Linked DNA regions of Homo sapiens: region 1 is linked to region 2. Evidence: read pairs that join two places in POLR2A ChIA-PET (ENCODE). Cell type or tissue: HepG2. All regions are shown on one strand. Each heading gives the region's core, and the rest is flanking DNA. Links, peaks and the distances in the headings are about the cores only.

Region 1 (7,701 bases), core at 1,855-4,354, 450 kb after region 2:
CCTCTGTGCCTTTGTCCTTCACAGGTCTTCCCCAGGGAGGTCCTGAACTACACAGCTGAGAACATCTGTAAGTGGGCCTTAGAAAACCAGGAGACGCTCTTTCGGTGGCTGCGGCCACACGGAGGCAAGAGTCTCCTGCTGAATAACGAGCTGAAGAAAGGACCAGCGCTGTTTCTGTTCATACCTTTTAATCCCCTGGCCGAAAGTCATCCTTTAATAGACGAGGTAAGAGCTGTGATGTGAAAAGCACCTCATGAGGAGTAGGAAAGCCTCATCTACCTGGCTCCTCTCATCCCACACTCAGTCATTTACTCTGGCAGCTAATGGCTGCCACGAGGGGCAGCTGTGGCTCTGAGCATTGCTCTTTGCCCCTCCATATGGGCAGGAGAGAGCCCGTGTCTAGGACAGGGACTGCCGCAGCCTCTCTGGCCATATTTATTGACAGCTGTTGGTGTCTGGAGTGAGTGGGAAGAGGCAGGGAAGCCACACCGTGCCCTTCTAGAGAAGGACCAAATGCCCTCTTCTGATGTGGCTGCTGTTGAGCTTCCTGTTTAGGGGGTGAAACAGGGAGTGGCAGGAACACAGGCCGAGTTTAGTGTGGCCTAGGAGATGCCATTGTCTTGGGGGTTTGGCCAGACTGCCAGCCCTGGCCATCCTCAGGACAGCAGAGGAGAGCGAGCAGCAGCAGCGATGTTGGGACACCTTGTTTCTCTGAACCTTCCCTGTCGTGCAGAAGCCAGAGTGGTTTTCAGAGGCAGCGCCATCGGAGCCTGCTGTTCCTGCCTGTCTTCGGCTTCATCTGGTGCGCCTGCTCTGGGCGTGAGTTTATTTTCCACACGGAGCATTTGGAGGCGCTCAGAGACAGCAGGCACATTTTGCAGAGCGAGCCTGGAGAGACAGCAGGCACAGTATGCAGAGCGAGCCTGGGGTGGCAAAATTGCATTTACTGAGGTTTTTATTTTTTCACTCCCTCAAGGATCCCTTAATTGGCCAAAACCAATTTCAGACAGCCAGTGTACCACTGGCCAGCTAAGCAGACCTGAGCCCCTCAGCGCTGGCCTGGCCTCCTGCCTGGAGGGACAGGGAGGCAGGACTTCTCGCCCAGGTGGATCCCTCCCTTTGCTGTGCTGGAGTCTTTTTGCTCAAGTTATGATTCCCTCTGGGGAGTATTCTGAATGAATGCTGCTCTTTGGTTTAGAGGAAGAAAGAGGAGAGAAATGAAATAGCTTTGTTTCTTCCCCTCTAATTAGGGAGGACTCAAAGTAATAAAACTATTTCTTTAGAAAATTTTCACTACATGGATATTTTGTGAACTGAGGCACCATTTCAAATGACTAGGCCTTTACTGTATCTAATATTAAGAGCCTTAAAGCTCATTGTAGGAAAGGAAGGTTTTCGGTCAAGGTGGTGTGGCTGTGGTTGTGGATTTGGAGAGTTCTCTCCTGTCTGGTTTGGGTGTGTCAGGGTCCTGGCTGGGTTGTATTTTGTGGCAGGAGCCCACAGCCTCTGCCCAGAGGGTTGTGGTTGGATTTAGGCACCTGGTGGGAAGACTCTTTCTCGCCTGTTGTTTCTGAATGAGTGTCCCCTCCAGCAGTCTGCAAATCCTCCACCTACCAACAGGCCTCCTTTTTATCATGGTTTTGCCTGTGACTCCTTTCTTTGGGGCTCCCATTGTCTCTGTGAGGTGAGTGCGTTCCCTTAACTTCAGCATGTGGGTGAGATGACCGAACACGAGGTGGCATCTCACCGTATTATGAATTACTCAGACAAGCAAAGTGCCTGTCCAGCACATTTCCCTTTTTGTTTCAGGTCAGTTTGGCAAATGTTTACTGAGCACTGTGCTGGGAAGCTCCAGGGGAGAAAGGATAGATGCGACACCATCTTGTCCTGTGGTCTTAGAGGCTTGTCCAGTACAGGGAGTGAAAGCCTGCCTATAATTCAAAGTAGAGGACGATCAGGCCCAGGGTCAGGAGGAACCAGAGGAGGGAGGGTGCCATCTCAGAAAGCGGGGTTCCGGGCAGGGGAGGAGTTAGCAGAGGCTTTGGATGGGTGAAGTATTCGAGACGGACTTGTAGGGGCAGCCAGGATCTTGATGGGTTGAGAAAAACTTACGGGAAGGAGGACCCTGAGCAGAGACATGAGGGACGGGAGTTGCTGCAGGTTTAGGTGTTAGGAAGGAGGCCGGGTTTTGTGGTCTGCAGGAAGGGCTAACTGGGGAGAGATCTTGAAAAAGCCTTTGGAGGAGAGGGCCTTGTGGACTTCTCTGAGGATTTCAAGATTAACCATAGTCATCCAAGTCTTTGTCTTCTCTTTTTTTTTTTTTTGAGTTAGGGTCTTCCTTTGTTGCCCAGGTTGGAGTACAGTGGCATGATCTCGGCTCACTGCCTCCTGAGCTCGGGTGATCCTCCCACCTCAGCCTCCCAAGTAGCTGGGACTACAGGTGCACGCCTCTACGCCTGGCTAATTTTTGTATTTTTCTGTAGAGATGGGGTTTCGCCATGTTACCCAGGCAGGTTTCAAAAGCCCTGGGCTCAAGCGATCGGTCTTCCTTGGCCTCCTAAAGTGTTGGGATTACAGGCATGAGCCACTGCACCTGGCCCATACAAGTCTTACTGACAGTGAAGAGATGCAGCCAGGGCTGTGCGTTATCATTACGAACGTTTTTCTGGCAGGAGGGTTCCAGAAAACTGCGAAGTAGTAAGAACCTGAACTTGGGTGGTAGAGGTGGAGGGTGGAAAGTAGGGTCTATGATCGGGGAAACTGTGACACAGTGACTAGAGATGAAGAAGCCTTTGGGTAAGGTGGGAAGGATGAACGCTGTACTTACGCAAGATGAGCTGTAAATTCATTAGCTTGTTGACCACGAAAGAGTTAGGTGGCTTTACTTTTTCATTACCACCTTAGGCCTAATATTGGGCAGAACTTTGAGGATGCTTGCATTGTTGAGAAGAGAGAGGTCATCTTAGAGTGAGTGGAATAGAGTTGGGGGCATACCAAGCACCAACATTCTGGACAGTTGTGCTGTGGTGCATGTAGGATGCCAGTCAGGAGTGACCATATGGTGGCCGCACCAAGCCCATAGTGGGTAGCTGCTTCTACACACATGCATACCTGCATGTGTACCCACACACACATGCAAAAGTACAGATCCTGACACTGGCGTGAGGCCACTGACACCCTGGTGTCTCTAGAGAGTTCTAGAGAGGTTATAAGACATCACAGTGTGTATTACACAACTTGTTAATCAAAGGAAATGCTTACCTCAGCCAGCAAAGAGTCTTCGTGACTTGTTTCCTATTTTAAAGGTGTTTATTTGAGGCATTCACATCGTCTGAATCTGGTAAGCAAAGGCGTGGTTAGCATGTTCAGGCTCACAGATTTCCCTGATTAAAGAAAATAGAAGGAAACATCTACTGTGCGAACAGTTATTTGCCAAGATTTCCTTAATTATTCACATGAAATAAATGACATCAAGTGATACACAGAATGTGACATGAGTTGTGTTTTCAAAACTGCCTGTTAGGTAAAAGGAATAGAAACATAAATTCCCCTTCATAGGAGAAAAATGATAATGCCTAACTCTTTAAGAGCATTGCTGGCTGGGCGCAGTGGCTCACGCCTGTAATCCCAGCACTTTGGGAGGCTGAGGAGGGTGGATCACATCACCTGAGATCAGGAATTCAAGACCAGCCTGGCCAACATAGTGAAACCTCGTCTCTACTAAAAATATAAAAATTAGCCAGGCATGGTGGTGTGCGCCTGTAGTCTCAGCTACTTGGGAGGCTGAGGCAGGAGAAACGCTTGAACCTGGGAGGCAGAGGTTGCAGTGAGTCAAGATGGTGCCACTGCCCTCTAGCCTGTGCAACTGGAGCAAAACTCCGTCTCAAAAAAAAGCATTGCTGGTCGGGCGCGGTGGCTCATGCTTACAATCCCAGTGGGATTACAGCCCTGGGAGGCCGAGGCAGGTGGATCACCTGAGGTCAGGAGTTCGAGACCAGCCTGGCCAACATGGTGAAATCTCGTCTCTCCTAAAAATGCAAAAAATTAACCAGGCGAAATAAAAATAGAAAAAATTGGCTGGGTGTCGTGATGCATGCCTGTAATCCCAGCTACCTGGGAGGCTAAGGCAGGAGAATTGCTTGAACCTGGAAGTGGGAGGTTGCAGTGAGCTGAGATCATGCCATTGTACTCCGGCCTGGGCAACAAGAGTGAAACTCTGTCTCAAAAAAAAAAAAAAAAAAAAAAAAAAAAAGCATTGCTGTAGACAGAATACTTTCTTCAATTAAAAATATTCTTTACGTGGCTGCTTTGTTTATGAGATACTGAAGCTAAAAGAGATGAAGAAAGATTTTTCAAGGAATTTTCTTCTCTATAATATAATTAATGATCTCCTACTTGGACTTCTGTAAAAGATTACAGTAAATCGTGAAGTCTTATGGAGGTTTTTGCGGGAGTGGGTGGGAGTAGTTGTCTATTACTGCGTCTTTGAATCTAAAACAGTACCAGGATGGGGCCAGAGGGCATCTGGGCTCTTCACGGATTATATAGGCTTGACCTTGTTAGTACTGCATGCTGTCAGAGCCTCATCCAAAAACCACTGAGATGTTTTTGTGCAGGGGAAATAAAATTTCAAGCACTGGCCTATCATCTAAAGTGACTTCTTTTCTTGACCCAGTAGTTTTCTGGTGGGTTATAAAGTGACTTTTTTTATGCCGAGAACTATTGAAACAATTTATTTTTGTGTACAAATATGTATGTTTTGAATTAACTATAAATATTACGTTATAAAACTTTTTTATTTTTATTTTTATAAAACTTGTGTTTTTAAATTGGAAATTACACTCATTGAATTGTTTTACACATGCAGACACACAGACACACACACACACACAGCGAAACAAAATCCTGAGTGACAGCACCCTGTAACTAACTGTGGTGAGATTTGATTCAAGTTGACAGACTCTTCTGTTTTAGAGAGTAAATGCCTTTGGATTATAACTTACATGTCTTTCTCAGGAAACCAGAATGGGAGGTGGGTAACGAAATATTCTTTTTGGAAATGGAAGAATCTTAGAATAAAATATAAATTCAAATTGCCAATACTGGCTTGACGGTAAAGTGGCAAATCTCACCAAGACAGAGGATTGTGTGCATTACCCTGAGCTGCCACTCATTCATCAGGGGTTTACTGAGCATTTGTTATGTGCCTGGCCCTGTGCTAGGCCCCGGGGATGGCAGGATAAATCCAATGTGGCTTCTGCCTGTGAGGTTCTGTAAGTTTGTGGGGAAGAGGGATGTCTCAGCAGAAGCTTGTGAGACTGTAGAAGGGGTCTCAGGGACACTGGAGGTGCAAAAACTAGCTCTTCCTGGAGTGGGAGTAGGACTAGCTTCCCTGAAGCAGCTGCCCTGGTGCTGGGCCTTGGGAACAGATGGAGGAGCCGGTGTCCCCAGCCAGGACTCCGTAAAGGTGTGGCATTGCAGGAGGGCCTGGTCTGTTCTGAAGAGGGTAGGGTGAGACTGGAAAGCCAAACGGGCCAGATTGTGTGGAGGTTTTATCTCATGGGCAGCGTACCATTTGGCCCAGGAGTGCCATGCCTGGGGTTGTATTTTTAAAAATATAGTAACCATCTCCCCCTGCACTCTCATCTACCCTGCTGCGTATTCTTGGTGATACGTTCCAAGACCCCCAATGAATGCCTGAAACCACAGATGGTACTGAACCCTGTATATACTACACACGAATTTCACTTTTCTTCACAATTTCATGGGTAGAAGATTCGTTCTTACCGAAGATCTTAACATCCTTACCTCTTTTTTTTTCCTTATTGAGACTTTTGCCGTTTCACTTAAAGGAAGCATTTTTGGCTTCTCTTTGGCATATCTGAATTGCCAGCATCACTATCCTTACACTTTGGGGGCCCTTCTAATAAATAAAGGGTTACTTGAAGACAAGCACTGTGATACTGAGACAGTTGATCTGATAACTGCGTTGGCTACTAAGTAACAGGCTGGCAGCATCCACAGCATGGACACGCTGGACAAAGGGATGGCTCGCAGTTTTTGTAATGGCAAAAATTTCATCACACTACTCAGAGCGACATGTAGTTTAAAACTTACGACTTGTTTATTTCTGGAATTTTCCATTTAGTATTTTTGAACCGGAGTTGACCATGGATAACTGAAATTACAGAAAGTGAAACGTGGCTAACGGGGTGCTAGTCCCTCAGTCATCCCCAAGCCCTTCACCAACTCTGCCCTGTATTTCAGATCACCGAAGTGGCCTTGGAGTACAACAACTGTCATGGGGACCAGGTGGTGGAGCGTCTCCTTCAGCACCTGCGGCGGGTGGATGCTCCAGTGCTGGAGTCCCTGGCCCTGGAAGTGCCGGCACAGCTGCCAGACCCGCCAACGATCACAGCGTCCCCCTGCTGCAACACTGTGGTGCTGCCCCAGTGGCACTCCTTCTCCAGGACCCACAACGTCTGTGAACTCTGTGTCAACCAGACCTCCGGGGGCATGAAGCCGAGCTCGGTCAGCGTGCCACAGTGCAGCTTTTTTGAAATGGCAGCAGCTCTGGATTCTTTCTACCTCAAGGAGCAGACCTTTTATCATGTGGCATCAGACAGCATAGAATGCAGCAATTTTTTAACTTCCTATAGCCCCTTCAGCTACTACACTGCATGTTGCAGGACCATAAGCAGGGGTGTGTCAGGCTTCATCGACTCTGAACAAGGTGTCTTTGAAGCCCCTACTGTTGCATTTTCTTCCCTTGAGAAGAAATGTGAGGTTGATGCCCCAAGCTCCGTTCCTCACATTGAGGAGAACAGGTATCTCTTTCCAGAAGTGGACATGACTAGCACAAACTTCACAGGCCTGAGCTGCAGAACCAACAAGACTCTCAACATCTACCTTTTGGATTCAAATTTGTTTTGGTTATATGCAGAGAGACTGGGTGCTCCGAGCTCCACTCAGGTGAAAGAATTTGCGGCAATTGTTGACGTGAAAGAAGAATCTCATTACATCTTGGATCCAAAGCAAGCACTGATGAAGCTCACCCTAGGTACTGCAGGCAGTTTATTTCCCCAAGCATTGTACATTTTGCTTGACTTCATATGGGTAAATTTTATTGATGGCTCTCATTACATTTAGTTGTGGGGTGATGTCACCTTCGTAGCTCATTTTAAGTCTTTAGACCACCATCAGTCATAATTTTCAAAGAAGCTAATTTTGTCTATTAAATGGAACAGAAACTTCCTCACTCTGAATTTTGGATAAGTTTGTCATTTAGCCCATGGTGGGGGTAAGAGTCCCACTTTCTAAATTGGCGATTTCTGTCACATGTCTAAGGTAGAACCAGCTGCAGGCAGTGGGGACTTGGGGACTAGAACAGGCAGGGAGGTGGAGAGCTATTCTGGTGGGATGTCCTAGGGGCTGATGAAAGTGAGCCTTGACAGCAGCTTTGTTCTAAAGGAGCTTAAAGAGAAAGCAGTGGCCGGGCGCAGTGGCTCACGCCTGTAATCCCAGCACTTTGGGAGGCCGAGGCGGGTGGATCACGAGGTCAGGAGATCGAGACTATCCTGGCTAATGTGGTGAAACCCCGTCTCTACTAAAAATACAAAAAAAAAAAAAATTAGCCGGGCGCGTTGGCGGGCGCCTGTAGTCCCAGCTACTCGGGAGGCTGAGGCAGGAGAATGTCGTGAA
Region 2 (7,701 bases), core at 3,006-5,505:
GCATTTCCCTCCCCGGTGAATAATTACCGTAACCTTTTCATAAGAGTTCTGTCATATTTATGGGTTTTGGTAATTTTTTTTTATTTCCTCCTGCTTCTGTCCTTTGATGGGGGAAAGCGATGGGCTGGAGCAACATTTCAGACACAACCTTCTCCCTTTTCCCTTAACAGCTGCATGTTTTTCACATCTTGATGAACTGCCCAAGTCTGTGTTTGGTGCAGATTTTTCAGGGAACATCTGGCATTGGGTACTAATGACTCTGACGCTCAACCATTCAACGCGGGCACGCGCTTCAAAACACAGATGTTCATGCAAATATACCTTGCTGCTTGCTCCCTAAAAAGTTGAGTTCGTCAACAAAACCTGAGTCTTTGATTGGATTCTAGAAGCATTAGAGAAAATAAACAAGCACATGGCTTTCTCCCTTGTACGTGATTGCTCTGAGATGCCACCAAGCTTCTGTTCCTCTCCCATTATGCTGTCTCTACCATTTTATATTTTAAAAAACTATCTAGGAAACCTATACTGGTTACAAAATTCTGAAAGGCTCATGAAGAAATTTATATGGCTTTCCACTGTTGGTCATGTTTGAGAAGGTGCTCCCATTATTTTAAATTTCAACATTAAAGCATTTGGCATTTCCATTCTCCCACCTTTGGGAGTCCCACATCATTAATCCCAAAAGAAAAACGAGCTGAGAAATCATTCATGCCAAGGATACCTTCACCTTCCACAGCCACAGATGCAGGAGCCAAGCAGTGATGAATGGTAGTAGAACTAGCTCCATTTCTGATGAGCAGGCCCTCCCACCTCAGCCTGCCGCCAAGAACTTGGGCCATGAAAACATTCATATCTCTTGGCTGGGTGCAGTGGCTCACACCTGTAATCTCAGCACTTTGGGAGGCCAAGGCGGGTGGATCACTTGAGGTCAAGAGTTCGAGACCAGCCTGGCCAACATGGCAAAACCCCATCTCTATTAAAAATACAAAAATTAGCTGGGCATGATGGTGCGTGCCTATAATCCCAGCTACTCGGGAGGCTGAGGCAGGAGAATCACTTGAACCTGGAAGGTGGGGGTTGCAGTGAGCTGAGATTGTGCCACTGCACTCTAGCCTGGGCAAGAGGGAAACACTCTGCCTTCAAAAAGAAAAAAAAAAAAAATCATATACTTTGCCCTGAGATCCCACTTGGGGAAATACACATTAAGGAAAGAAACGGACAGAGAAATACACACAGATACTGAGATAGTCACTGCAGCCTTTATCTATAAGCTCACACTGGAAGCAGCTGCAATGCAAATCGAGGTGGAAACCACCAAGTACCCTAAGGAATGCTACACAGCCGTTACAAATCACAGCTGGTCAGGCTCTCTCACTCACCGCTGTAGGGGTAAAAGAGAGGCCGCTTTCTTGGAAAGGATTTTAGTAACACAAGATCAAGAGCCTTTACAAACATGCTTACCTTCTAACATGGGAATTTCACTTTTTGGAATCTAGCTGAAGGAAATGATTTTTAAAAGGCGGAATAGGTTTATAAAAATACAAGTTCATAGAAATACTAATCCTACAAGGGAAAAAAATGGTTAAGAAAAATGATGTGAGAAACAAGGACATATCCAAACACAGAACTCCACAAAGCCATCAAGTGACATCCATGGAACTGAATAACATGAGACAATGTCTGTTGTTTACTGTATTATTGTAATAAAAAACTTTTCAAAGTAGACCCTCAATTTATAGATTCAGAATGACCTGAATTATATAAAATACATATATGCATAAAAATAAACTGGAATAAAATGCCCCATAAATAATAAATTCATTGATGGTAATTGTGTTCAGGTGATTTTCCTCTTTAAACTTTTCTGGTATTCCCGGACTTAAGAATTCTAACTTGCAAATTACTTTCATATGCAGGGGGGAAAAATACCCTAACTTAAGGGAAAAACCTTAAGGATTCGAACGTACACATTACATTTATGAACAGGGAAAAAAAATCTTGTATTTAAACATAATTTGAAATCTACATAGCAACAGAATAAAATAAACAGAATGTAAATTGCATGTACACAACAAACAGTGGTGTAACTATGTAAAAATATACTTAAGTGGACTAAGAATGGAAATAATTATCACGCTACAGTCATGGGATTTGGGACTCTTTTCCCCATTTTGAGTTGTTATGCTGCTTTCACAATTTAAAGGTAATTTTTTTTTTTTTTTAAGTATGAAAACAAGAGTTCCCTCAAGAAATCTCAGGTATGGCAGAATTCCATGGTAGAATCCCACTTGTGTATATCTTAATCTGAAACCATTCAGCTTTACATTGGGTGAGCAAACCAAGTTGCAGAACAGTGGGCGCACGTTGAAAGCTCAGAGGCAGATCCTTAAAAACCCACAAAGAGGCCGGGCGCAGCGGCTCACGCCTGTAATCCCAGCACTTTGGGAGGCCGAGGCGGGCGGATCACGAGGTCAGGAGATAGAGACCATCCTGGCTAACCCGGTGAAACCCCGTCTCTACTAAAAATACAAAAACTTTGCCGGGTGTGGTGGCAGGCGCCTGTAGTCCCAGCTACTGGGGAGGCTGAGGCAGGAGAATGGTGTGAATCCGGGAGGAGGAGCTTCCAGCGAGCAGAGATCGCGCCATTGCAGTCCAGCCTGGGTAACACAGCGAGACTCCGTCTCAAAAAAATAAATACCCACAAAGCAAGCCGTCTCAGTCTGTTTTGTGCTGCTATAACCGAATACCTGAGGCTGGGTAATTTATAATGAACAGAAATTTCTTTTCTCACAGTTCTGGAAGCTGGGAAGTCCACGATCAAGGGGCTGGCGTCTGGCGAGGACCTTTGCTGCGTCATCATAGGTCAGAAGGCAGTAACGGAAAAAGGAGCCCAGCTAGCCCTTTTATAACAGCATGAATCGCACCTCCCCTCCATGGGGGGTGGAGCGCTCATGGTCTAATCACCTCTCAGGTGGTACCACCTTTTTATACTGTTGCTTGGTAATTAAGTTTCAACATGAGTTTTAGAGGGACAACCTTCTAACCATAGCACAAACCTACATGTTGTTTATGGTTTACTTAAAAATAAAATCTAAAACAAAAATGACAAATGTTAGTAGTGCTAATTGTTGCAGTGGGTCATACTATTCTTTATATTTTTCAAACCAGCCAAGCAACAAAAAATTAGCTCCCAACTTGGTTCTGAGCTAAAAATCAGCCTTTCTAAGGTTTTCAATGAGCTTATCCGTTCAGATCATTGCTGGCATCCTCTCTTAAGTCCTTGCTACTTAAAATGTGTGGTCTAGGAACCAGCAGCATCAGTGTCACCTGGGAGCTTATTAGAACTCCAGGATAGCAGGCCCCACTCCAGACCTGCTCAATGAGAATTTAATCTCTAACCTGAGCCCCGGGTGTTTCGTGGGTACATTAAGGTTTGAGAAACTCTGCTCTAAGCCACCAGTTGTCAACCTTGACTGCACACTGGAATTACCTGAGAGTCTGGGCCTCAGCTCCAGAGATTCTGATTTAATTGGTCTGGAGGGCAGCCTGGACATAACCATTTTAAAAGCTCCCCAGGTGACTATGATGTTCAGCAAAGTTTAAGCAACATATTTCGCTCTTCAACCCAGAGAATTCTTTATTAGGAAGCTAGTTACATCTGAGCAACAGCAGGCTAGATTAACTGCAGAGAATGACTTTTTGCAGGCTTGAAATGGAGGCATAATTTACTTCCATGAAACCAACAGTAATCACCATGGCTGTCTGTTACTCAGTACTTACGCAGGGTATTCAATGTGCTTAACCCTTGACATGCAATCTCTCTTCATCCTCTCTCTAAGGGAGGGTCTGTTACCACCGTGGTTTTCTAGATAGGGAGCCTGAGAGGTAAAATGGCCATCTCAGATCCCACATCTAGGAGCGGTGGAAGCCCTTGCATGACACTAAGGACGAGCACCGCCTTAAATTAAGCAGCGTAGGTGCCTCACTTGTCTCACCCTTGCCCTAACCCTGAGAAGCAGGACTCAAGTCCACACCTGCCCCATACGACACTTCCTGCTCAGAGTAGCCCCACGAAAATGGAACTCCTGGAGCTGTCAGACTGAAGGTTAAAATCTTTGCTTGTGGCCGGCCAGGCGCAGTGGCTCATGCCTGTAATCCCAGCACTTTGGGAGGCCGAGGTGGACGGATCACCTGAGGTCGGGAGTTCGAGACCAGCCTGACCAACATGGAGAAACCCACCTCTACTAAAAATATAAAAATTAGCCGGGCATGGTGGCGCATGCCTGTAATCCCAGGTACTCAGGAGGCTGAGGCAGGAGAATCGCTTGCACCCAGGAGGCAGAGGTTGCAATGAGCTGAGATCGCACCACTGGACTCCAGCCTGGGCAACAAGAGCGAAACTCTGCCTCAAAAAAAAAAAAAATTTTCTTTGCTTGCATATCCTTCCCTTCAATTTCTAGCACCCACAGGACAGAATCAGCTGTATTGTGTTTCTCTCTGATTGACTAAGCTTCACACGGAACAGTAAATGTTTGAAGAGTGAATCAACAAATAAACAATATCGGCCAGAAGCGGTGGCTCAGGTCTGTAATCCCAGCACTTTGGGAGGCCGAGGCAGTGGTCACCTGAGGTCAGGAGTTTGAGATCAGCCTGGTCAACATGAAACCCCGTCTCTACTAAAAATACAAAAAAATTAGCCAGGCGTGGTGGCAGGCGCCTGTAATCCCAGCTACTTGGGAGGCTGAGCAGGAGAATCGCTTGAACCCGGGAGGCAGAGGTTGCAGTGATCTGAGATCGCCCCACTGCACTCCAGCCTGGGCAACAAGAACAAAACTCCGTCTCAAAAACAAACAAACAAACAAACAATATCAATCGTTCATCTTGACTGAATTTCATCAGTAGCATCAAACTGCAGGAAAACAGCTCCTCCTAAGCCATATTCCCTCTTGACTGACATGTGTATCTTGTACTCACCCCCAGCCCCCAACACCAGCCCCACCCACCCCATGCACTCAACGCTCCTTGGCTGCTCTGGGGTACATCATGAGACCAGCCAGCTGCTGACAAGCATGTGCTTAACAATGGCGAAGGGCACAACTCACTCAGCTCAGGAGACTCAGCCAAGGGAAAAAGCCAGCGACCTTGGGGAAGCAAGCTTCATGCCCAAGGAGAGGCGAGAGGTGGGAGAGCCAGAGTGGGTCACATATGCAGCAGGTGCTCAACAGTGGGTTCAGTGTGGACTGGATCCAGTCTCTAGACAAGGACTCAAAAAGATCGGGGCAACTGAAAGGGACCTTGCACACAAAATTCCAATACATTTGTAAATGGTCTTGAAAAAGAGAACACTTGGGAAAGAGCTAAAGCAGAGATTCTCACTGGGGGCCGTGGGGACAGTCTGGGTCATCACGAGGATGATGAGTGCTATTGTTGGAGGTGTTTGAACCATAACAGCTCCATCTGGAATAGGAGCTGGTTAAAATGAGGCTGAGACCCACTGAGCTGCATTCCCAGGAAGTGAAGCATTCCTAGTCACAGGATGAGATGGGAGGTCAGGAGGACTGGTGTCATTAGATACAGGTCACAAAGACCATGACGATAAAACAGGATGCTGTAAGGAAGCCAGCCAAAACCCAGCAAAACCAAGATGGTGATAAAAGTGACCTCTGGTCGTCCTCACTGCTCATTATGTGCTAATTAGAATGCATAAGCATGCTAAGGACATTCCCACCAGCACCATGACAGTTTACAAATGCCACGGCAATGTCCGTAAGTTATCCTACATGGTCTAAAAGTGGGAGGAACCGTCACTTCCAGGAAATCCTGCCCCGAGCCTGGAAAACTCATGAATAATCTGCCTTTTGTTTAGCATATAATCAAGAAATAACCATAAGTACTCTAAGTCAGTTGGTCCATGCCGCTGCTCTGTCTGCGGAGTAGCCCTTCTTTTGCTTCTTTACTTTCTCTAATAAACTTGCCTTCACTTTAAGCACTTGCCCTGAATTCTTTCTTGCACAAGATCCAACAACCCTCTCTTGGGATCTGAATCAAGACCCCTTTCCATTAGCACTACCAGCATTTACAGCATAGAGCCGAGGATACTAACTGTCCTGAAAGGCCAAGGCAGTACCACACAACCAAGATCAGCCTACTTCCTGCAACACTTCAATCGTCCTGTGGCCATTCATGTAGGCGGAAACCTTACTCATAATCTGAGCCTAGAAAGGAATGCCTTTCATATATACTGACTATGCCAGGTTTACTTTACGGTTCACCCACTCTCTGCTCTTTTTCTGGACTCCTTCTAAAGAATGACTTCTGATCTTCTTAACTTCTTAAAATCAAAACTCATCCATGAGAAGGAGGTGCAAGCACTTAGCGTCAGCATGTTTTCTAGCACAGTTGCGCCAGACCAATATGTACTGAAATCTATTTTGTATTATAAATTCCTTTCATTTCTCTTTCATATTAGAGTGTTATACTGATTTTTTAAATTACTTGTATAAGTAGGTTATATTCGCTATAAATTTCATTTCAGAAGGGGGCATTACCAAATATTTTTATTTAAAACAGATATTGAGTCTTCTAAGATCAAGTCCAAATATGCCAAAGTAGCTGGACCAGCGGTTTGCTAATAATGTCAGATTATATCAGACCGAAATATCTAGCCAAGGAAAAGCACAATGGAGAACACAGCACAGAGACCTTCGGGCTACCGCTTAGAATGGCTGAGCCCAGATTTCACCCACCAAGACAGGGTGCGCAAGACAGCTGGCACAAGAGTGACAGCACGGTAGTGTCACTCTGGAAAATGGACAGAATCCAAGCGTCACAAGCCCTCTGTGGAAGCAACCCACTGTCAGGGACATCTGCAGGCTGCACCTCACCGCATGCACCCCCAATCTGATGGGAGGAACATCCTGGTTTTCCTTTTAAGCAAACTCTCCTCCATCCTTGTTCCTGCTCCACGGAGTTCAGGTGAGGGAAAGCCAGCCACCCCCAGCTCCAGGGGGAATGGGACCCAGGCTTGGGCAGGAAAAGTAACACAGCTGGCCCGGGAAATGAGAGAGTGAATCCCAAGACTTCTCCAGAGCTACTGGAAAAAAGTCTTCTCCTCCCACTGGCATTGTTAAACTGATGGGATTTAGGCTGGGGCCCCTGGGGGCCCTCTTGTCACCACAAGAGAAGAGTTACCTAAGAATGAAGCCAAGACCGAGGGAAAGAGAGAGGAGACATGGAAAGTCATGGGGACTGCATGATATGCGTGATACCCCCTGAGAGCTTTGATCCAGCCCAGCAAAAAGCTAGCTCTTCTCCTGTAGGTTTAAGTTTCATGAGCGAATCAACTGCTCTTTTTCTTAGGCAGTTTAGGGTGGGTTTCTGTCACCTACTACTGACTCTAAGTGGTAAGATTCCTTTTCCTTTTTTTTTTTTTTTTTTTTTTTTGAGACAGGGTATCTCTCTGTCTCCCAGGCTGGAGTACAGTGGTACAATCTCAGCTCACTGCAGCCTTGACCTCCTGGGCTCAGGTGATTCTCCCACCTCAGCCTCCTGAGTAGCTGGGACCACAGGCATGCACCACCACGCACCGCTAATTTTTGTAATTTTTGTGTAGACAGGGTCTCACCGTGTTGCCCAGGCTGGTCTCCTGGGCTCAAGCTATCTGCCCACCTTGGCCTCCCAAAGGACTGGGATTATAGGCGT

Evidence for each region. Peaks named below come from ENCODE experiments on the same cell type or tissue, not always from the same donor. Only the 100,000 strongest peaks of a DNase experiment are listed, where the experiment ranks them.
Region 1: POLR2A ChIA-PET joins it to region 2 with 10 read pairs; 2 of 35 experiments call an interaction of 5 or more read pairs at or near these places.

What each region holds. Positions count from the first base shown.
Region 1 is chr16:11,690,649-11,698,349 of GRCh38, reverse strand. TXNDC11 (thioredoxin domain containing 11) reads left to right here. Exons shown (of 12, transcript NM_015914.7): 7 at 25-225; 8 at 6,268-7,060. Among named protein-coding and RNA genes, the nearest start is that of SNN, 26 kb to the right of the region's middle. In HepG2, for the core only: no CTCF peak of the experiment used is centred there; no DNase peak of the experiment used is centred there.
Region 2 is chr16:12,139,723-12,147,423 of GRCh38, reverse strand. The region is part of intron 13 of SNX29 (sorting nexin 29); the gene reads right to left. Among named protein-coding and RNA genes, the nearest start is that of SNX29, 170 kb to the right of the region's middle. RefSeq lists enhancers at 4,155-4,655, 4,398-4,692. In HepG2, for the core only: no CTCF peak of the experiment used is centred there; a DNase peak (open chromatin) is centred at 4,523.